2 separate regions of the Homo sapiens genome follow, and region 1 is linked to region 2. A link is a contact called in ENCODE Hi-C or POLR2A ChIA-PET data. All regions are on one chromosome and are shown on one strand. The core of a region is the stretch at or near the end of the contact, and the rest is flanking DNA. Distances in the headings are between cores, read along the strand shown.

Evidence for each region. Hi-C counts contacts between places; a loop is a spot of excess contacts on that map. ChIA-PET counts read pairs that join two places held with the same protein, here RNA polymerase II (POLR2A). Pooled maps may share reads with other maps.
Region 1: a loop to region 2 is called in a pooled map, with 2.8 times the contacts of the local background. The contact joins two enhancer-like sites. A Hi-C loop is called at or near these places in 7 of 168 maps with a recorded cell type or tissue (CD4-positive, alpha-beta T cell, CD4-positive, alpha-beta memory T cell, astrocyte of the cerebellum and 3 more), 6 of 37 single-sample maps with no recorded cell type and 13 of 50 pooled maps. POLR2A ChIA-PET finds 5 or more read pairs at or near these places in 15 of 52 experiments (CD4-positive, alpha-beta T cell, CD4-positive, alpha-beta memory T cell, CD8-positive, alpha-beta memory T cell and 10 more).

Annotation. Positions count from the first base shown.
Region 1 is chr1:154,745,956-154,749,585 of GRCh38, reverse strand. The region is part of intron 3 of KCNN3 (potassium calcium-activated channel subfamily N member 3); the gene reads left to right. Among named protein-coding and RNA genes, the nearest start is that of KCNN3, 120 kb to the left of the region's middle. RefSeq lists enhancers at 1-188, 1,084-1,293 and a silencer at 386-435. Within about 2 kb of position 1,430, at least 12 of the 41 ENCODE cell types and tissues checked have a DNase peak (open chromatin) inside an H3K27ac peak, as active enhancers do; they include CD4-positive, alpha-beta T cell and GM12878, where a contact is called at or near this core.
Region 2 is chr1:154,783,313-154,787,070 of GRCh38, reverse strand. All of the region lies in intron 2 of KCNN3 (potassium calcium-activated channel subfamily N member 3), which reads left to right. Among named protein-coding and RNA genes, the nearest start is that of KCNN3, 85 kb to the left of the region's middle. Within about 2 kb of position 1,915, at least 6 of the 41 ENCODE cell types and tissues checked have a DNase peak (open chromatin) inside an H3K27ac peak, as active enhancers do; they include CD4-positive, alpha-beta T cell and GM12878, where a contact is called at or near this core.

The DNA.
Region 1 (3,630 bases), core at 181-2,680, 37 kb after region 2:
CTTCTCTGTGGCAGGGAAAGACGCCCAACCAGAGCTCCCACGTCCTGCCCTGGGAACCCCACTGCTCTGGGAAACAAAAACAAGAAAATTCCTTCCCAGGGTACTTGTTCTGTGCTGTTCCTCTTTGTTCTTGGTCACAGGGTGATTCCCACGTCCTTCCCACACTAACCCTGCCTAGGTGAGGCTGCAGCTTTGTGTGCCTTCCACAACATTTGCTTGCCTGGGGAGCTGCCTGCCTTTAATTATCTTTGGAAAGCATAACTGAGAAGAGCAAGACACCCGTCTTTTCTTTAGGGCTCTTGCCAGGAGCACTGCCTATGCAGCACTTCCCTCCAGGGGGTGCCATTCACATTGAAGTCTTCGTGACTGGCACTCCTTGGAGTTGCACAGTGCGCAACCTATGCTGCTGAACAGGGCAGCCCTGGCTCTGTCTTACTCTCCTGGGAAGCATGGCTCATTATAACACAGATCCAGGATGAGATACCTGAGAGAGAGAGAATCCCCACCAGTCTCTCCACTCATCTCACCTCCCTTTTTAGGTCTCCACCTCCTCCAAGGTGTAATATGGTCAAAGACAGGGCTCCTCCAAGGTGCAATATGGTCAAAGACAGGGCTGTGGATGCAGGCAAGTCCAAGCACACACTCGGGCCCTGCCACTCAATTGATGTTTTATTTTGTGCAAGTTTCCTAATCTAGTAATTAATCAAGTGATCCTCCCACCTCAGCCTCCAGAATAGCTGGGACTATAGACACGTACCACCATGCCCTGCTAATTTTATTCATTTTTTGTAGAGACAGCATCTCACTATGTTGCCCAGTCTGGTCTTGAAATCCTGGGCTCAAGGGATCCTTCTGTCTCAGCCTCCCAAAGTGCTTGGATTACAGGCATGAGCCACTGCACCTGGTCTAATTTTCCAATTCAGTAAAATAGGAAGTGACAGTTATGAGTCTTGTTTTTTGAGGATTAAATTCAGTAATGCGCATAAAGCTTTGGCCCACATGGCACGTGATTGGCACTTGAGAAATGATAGTGATTATTGTTATCTCTTCAAATAAGATTAGCATCCAGTCTTACCTACCACACAGAGATAGCCCCAGAAATAAAATGAAATGAGAAGTAGATCATCTCTAAGATCTTTGAGGAAGTATTTTGCAAGAATCCCAACTACTGTTGTTCTTCTCTCTGTATATAAAAAACGATGAACTGTGAAGCCCCTTTGCTTCCAAGTCACGCTCTGTGACTGATGGCAGATGTCGGGAAAGGCTCAACCAGGAGAGAGAAAGCTTGCAGGCGCGGGCGGCAGACTGAGGGCCCCGGGCGGGTGGAGCTCAATGAAAACCACAGACAGACAGCAGCTGTGAGAGCAAGCAGAGACCCAGAATGGCTTTAAACAGAAAGCAGAGGCCCACAGCAGGGAGTGAGATGAGACCAGGTTTAAACGTCACTTTCCCCTAAGTCCTTGTTCATTCACAGCTTCCTTCAGTAGCTCTGACCAGCTTTCTCAGCACCTGCCGACCGACAAACCAACCAACCAATGGAGGCTGGTGCTGGGGGTGGAGATGGCCAAGAGCCGGTGGTGAGAAGTGAGGGAGAATGGGGAAGAAGGGGCTCCACAGAGGGCACTTGATCCGGGACGGCTTTCCGGAGGAGGTGATTTCCTAGGCCTAAGGGGCCTCCGGGCAGAGGGGCCAGCATGAGGGAAGCTCGGAGGTGGGGGAGCATGGATTGGAGGAGAGAATAAGCAGTTGCTTGCTGGGGTGTCATAAGATGCGGCAGTGCACTCAACGCTACAGGAGCAGGCACGGGCCTTTTTCACCAGCCTAAGGATTTTGGAATGACTCTTCTATCAGCCAACAGTTTCCAACCTTATTTATGTACTTGTTTCTTTGATTCCAGCGATGCAGGAGAGATGATATTCAGACAGCCGACTTCTGCTGTGGGTGTGCCCCAGGTTATAAATCATTTCCATCAGGCTAGCTGGAGTCCCGGCCCTTCCTTTCCACTGAAGAAAGCAAATCAGAGTACCAGATAGCGAGAGTGATATTATCACAGGATAGCCTTGAAACTGCCATAACAAAAAAAATAAATCGTTCACAAATGTCAATCCTTCAACTACTATTAGCCCCAGAGAGACTGTTTGTCTGCCCCAGTGTGTCGCTGTGCAGAGGCTGAGAACGTCCCCTCTCCTCTTCCCACACCTAGGAGAGGGGGAGCCACTGGTAGATTGGGAGCAGGGGAGGGTCTGGAGTTTCAGAAAGATTTCCCTGGCTGCAGTGTGGAAGGGGGATTTGAGGGGAAGACGGGACACCAGCTGGGGAGGCTGCTGTAGTAACAGAATGCTGCCCCCACCACCCCTGGGTACAGTGGTGGCTGGGATGAAGAGCAAGGGCAGTTTTGAGAGAGCTAGAGGAGCCAACCTCCACCGGACTGACTCACTGGATGTGGAGTGATGGGGAGGAAGCTCAGGAACAGTGTCTGGTGTCCTAGTGTGGCTGGCTGGATAGCTGGTGGGACTGCCCACGAATAGGAGGTGCAGGAGGAAGAGGGCCGGGGTTGCAGGGGACCTGGGCAGCAGGGAGAGGGCAGGTAATGAGCAGAGTTGGGGATCGGTTGAGCTTAGTTTACCTGCCACCCCTCCAGAGATGTCCCACGTTGGGGGGACCCATGCACCTACTCCAGATGTTACCCTCCCCACTTTACAGCACAGGATTCTGCCTGGTGACATTTGATGCCATCTGTATCTGGCCACCCAGTGGGTGCAAAATGCAAGTTTGCTGATTAAGCAAAATCAACCTGAAGCAAACAAAGACTGATGTCCCCAAGGGATAGCCAGCTCCTTGGAGGCAGAAACCCTTTCCCTCTAGGGCAGAGCTTCCTCTGTGGGTCCTCACAGGGGAGGGTGGGAGAGAGACTGAACAAGTGAAAGGGAAAACAAGAGAGGAGAGATGAGAGGGAGGTGGAGACAGTGCTTCAAAGGAGAAAAAAAGAAAAAGAAGCATGAAAGAGAAGAAGAAAGAACAGAGAGGGGCAAAGGCAGGAAAAATAGAGGAGAAGGAGGAAGAAGATGGAGGGGTTTGGGGCAAGAGTAACAGTGCAGGCCAGCTGTGCCTGTGAGTTCACGGGGTTCTGCTTATTAAACCCCAGCACTGGCAACTTTGAGAAGATGCTCAGAGTTCTTTCCCCGCCCTGCTTCTCCCTCCAACTCACCTCAGCCTTCTCCTGAGCCTGCCACTCCACCCGCAGCACTGTCATCCCAACCCATACCTGCTCCTCTGAGATAGCCGTGTGTCCCCTGCGCAGTGGCCCCGTGCCCCAACTTGGCATCACTTGTCTCCATTGTAACGCGGCCCTTTTTTGCCTTGGTGTTGCTTGGTGTCTGCCTTCTTCCTAGAACTCTAAGTTCCCAAGTAGGCACCAAGCCAGGCACACAGGAGGGGGCTCATTCCTATTGCTGACCAAATGAACTCATTTACTAAGTTCCAAAATTTGTGTCAGGCACTATGCAGAGTTTTATATTTTTCACTAGTCCCGTGCAAGGTTTTACTGCTTCATTTTACAGAAGTGAAGCCCAAGACACAGAGAGGTAAGCGCCTTCCCTAGGCCACACAGCTAACAGGTGGCAGGGCTGG
Region 2 (3,758 bases), core at 666-3,165:
ATGAGGCTGGCCTTGGAGGGGGAGACTTGTGAGAGGAGCTCAGCTATGAACACTTCTAGCAGGGCTGTATTCATAAAATCCTGGGGGCTCCCAGGGGATTTGAAGCTCTACACAGAAAATTACAGGGCAGGAAAGGACCTGGGCAATTATTTTTCCTCCAAGAATGGCCATGCTTAAAACATCACCATTAGGCGCCACAAGTGGCTTTCTCCATGACAGCTCTTTTAAAAAATACTTTATTGGGTTTTTTTAAATTACAAAAGCAATATAGGCTTCTTTTAACACAGAGGTGTGTTCTCATTATCAAAAGGAAAAAAATCAATAGGTTCCCTGATTCCCATCTCCCTGCGTCCCCAGTAGTACCAGTGTTAACAATTTAGTGTTTAGCCAGAGGTGATTAATGCACCTTTTGTGTGTGCTTATACAAAAATGTACCAACATGCATACACATATATGGGCATTTTTGTTTTTATGTGTTGGTGTTTGCTTTTTTAAAAAAGAGGAATCACACTATACCCATTATGCTGTAAGTTTCTCTTTTTACTTAGCAATATATCATGAACATTTTCTAAGTCAATACATATAGATCCACTTCATTTTTAAAAACAGCTACATAATGTTCCCCAGTATGAGTACCATAATATATTCAGCTGTTTCCCTATTGATGTGTATTCAGGTTGTTTCCAGGGTTTTTTAAAAAATTATAATAAGCAGTTCTTTTAAAATATTCTTTGATTTCTTTTTCTATCTTGTGCATATGTTACAAAAGACTCTTTTGCCTTAGGAGGATTATAAAAATGGTGAACAATTAAAATATTTCTTTACAGTCACATTGATATAGTTTTGACACCTTAAACCCTTTATGTATTCATTTGGGTGGCCCTGGGCGCTGTGCCTGGCACTGTGGAGGACAGTGACCAAGGAGATGTCTGTCCTCAAGGACCCCTGCTTTAGTGAGGGTGCTGACAAGCAGGTGGACAGGAATGCGGCTCAGATGGACGATCAAGAAGGAGGTTTCGGCCAGAATGGAAACTTAATAGATGAGAGTGTGGCCTCTTGGTTTAAATCCTGTCTCCACCACTTAGTTGCTATGAGGTCTGGGGGATGTTCACTTTTCTTATGGGGCTATTGTGAGACTCAAAGAGTTGATGTAAAGAAAAGTGCTTAGGAGGCCAGGTGTGGTGGCTCATGCCTGTAATCCCAGCACTTTGGAAGGCCGAGGATGGCTGATCATATGAGGCTAGGAGTTTGAGACCAGCCTGGCCAACATCGCAAAACCCCACCTCTACTAAAAATACAAAAATTAGCCGGGTGTGGTGGTGCACAGCTACTCGTGGTAGCTGGGTACTAATCCCAGCTACTCGGGAGGCTGAGGCAGGATAATTGCTTGAACCCAGGAGGCAGAGGTTGTAGTGAGCCATAATCGTGCCACTGTACTCTAGCCTGGAAGACAGAGTGAGACTCTTGTCTCAAAAAAAAAAAAAAAAAAAAAAAAAAAGAAAAAGAAAAGTGCTTAGGCCCCAGCCAACAAGTTGGACTCACCAAATGGCTTGTTGCTGTTTGAAGTGCTGCCCCCGCCACTGGGAGATCAGGAAAAGCTCCCCCTGAAGGGGTGACAGTGCAGCTGGCCCTTGGGAAGGAGGTGAAGGGCCTTTTAGTCAGTTGGGGAAAAAACAAACACTCCCTGCCCACCACCACCACCTGGTCCTGACCTCAGTTCTTCAGCTCCCTAGGCTGTTCAAAGATCCAAAAACCTATTTATTTTTAGTTGCTAAAAATATCCCCTAAGCCAGGGTTAAAGAATTTCTCCCTTAGTGGTAAACAGGTGACTTAGAACCAATCAGGGCCCAGCAGCCCCAGTGATGATGCTGTTCCTCCCCTACCCCCAAACATTCAGCAGGATCCTTTCATGTGTCAAAAGGAAAGAAACTTATCAGAAACTTCCTGTTGAGAAAACGATACCTCTTACCCCAGACTTAGCAGATGCACAGAAACCTTTGACTCCTGGATCTGCCAAGGCACACAAAGAACCAGAAACACCTATTGGCCTGGCCTGGGATAGGCAAACACTGGGGCTCAGCCCAACAAGCCTTCCTAGCACAGCCTGGGGGCAGCACACACAGTAGTCAAGAGAGCTGCCTGCCCTGGCTGTAGAGCCTAGGTCTGCCCCTTATTAACTGTATGACCTGTAGTAAATTATTTAGCCTCTCCGAGCCTCAGTTTCCCTGTCTGTAAAATAGAAATAAGAATACCTGTCTCAAAATCCTGTTAAGGACTAAATGAGATGGTGCCTGTAAGGCACACAGCACAGGACCTGGTGCACAGTGAGGCTGCAATACATGGCCCCTGCTGTTACCATTGTTAATGGAGACCGCCGCCCTGCTCCCTCCGCCCCCTGAAACGGGGGCTAGCACTCCCCAACTGTCTGGCCATCCTTCTCCAGCTGCCATTTGGGGATTGGCTCTGTGACAAGCAGGGGGCACAGGGCCTGGGGAATACTGGAGGAAGGCACCCAGCCCCACCTGGGAGTCAGAAGGGACCAGCTTAGGCCTGTGGAAGGGTGGGACGCTGGATCTGGAGGTCTCTGGTGAAGAAGCTGAGAAGAGGGAGTGCTTGTACAGAAGATGGAAGGGCGCAAGCTTAGGGGTTACTGGTAACTTGGTTTAGCTGGGATGAGACACCGGGTGTGGCAGGTGATGGGGATAGAGGGGCCAGCTGGTGCCAGGTGGGAAAAGGCCCTTTTGGCCAAGTGCAGCTAGGAGGGTGGACACTCTGGGTTGCCACGGAAAGGTTCTAGAAGGGGAGGTGACATGATTTGGTTTGTATTTTAGAACATTTGCTCTGGCAGCAATGTAAAGATGGCTGGGGTGGAGCACATGATGAGACCAAGGTGTGGCCACAGCAACCCAAGGATTGGCCGGGGTCACTTGGCCTTACTGCTTCAAATATAATTGGTTACAAACTCCCACCCCACACAGGAGGGGACCCGGTGTCTTTCCACTGGTCTCTGGGGGCTTGGAAACTTCCATTTCTCTCTTGACAGCTCATCTGATGCCAAACTCTTTCTGCTGAATTCTCCACCTCCATCCTGTACTTAGTAACCGCTTTAGGCACCCTTCCTGTTCCTGTTGCTCCTCGAGGGACCCATGACCAAGGCCTCTAGGTTAGCTGACATTTCCATGGATCTGGAGCAAGGGGAAGGGGTGAGGTGGTGGTGGCACAACAGATAAGACAGCGCTGAACGCCACATGCTCCTGATCTTACAGTCTCAGCACTGTCCCTGTCTCATGGGTGGTCAAGTCCTCAGTGGGCTCCGGCCTCCCCCTCTCATGGGACTGGCCCAAGGTGCTGCTTAGCCAGCTCCCCTCTCCTTCCAGTCCCACAGCTCACAATCCCCCATCTCCAGTGTTCCTGTTCATTTCTAGGGCACATATATTAAGCCCTGTGTTGGTCTCCTCTGACCCCACCCCAAGCCTGTCCAGAGGAATCTTCTTCATTAGCAAACATGCTGGGGTGCATAAGTGGGCTCCTAAACTAAGATGGTCTCTTCCTCGCTAGGGACCCCATCACCAGGTCTCCATAGAGGCCTGTTCACTGGCGGGAAGAGGAGGAAGGGAAAGATGATAAATGGATATTGTATCTGTGGAAATGAAAGCCGTGGTCTTAGTTCCACAAACATAGCCCAGTCTAGATTACAGATAACGATGTGGGTTTCCCAGGTGGTGTGGACACCAGGGATAGAACCCAGTTTATTTTAA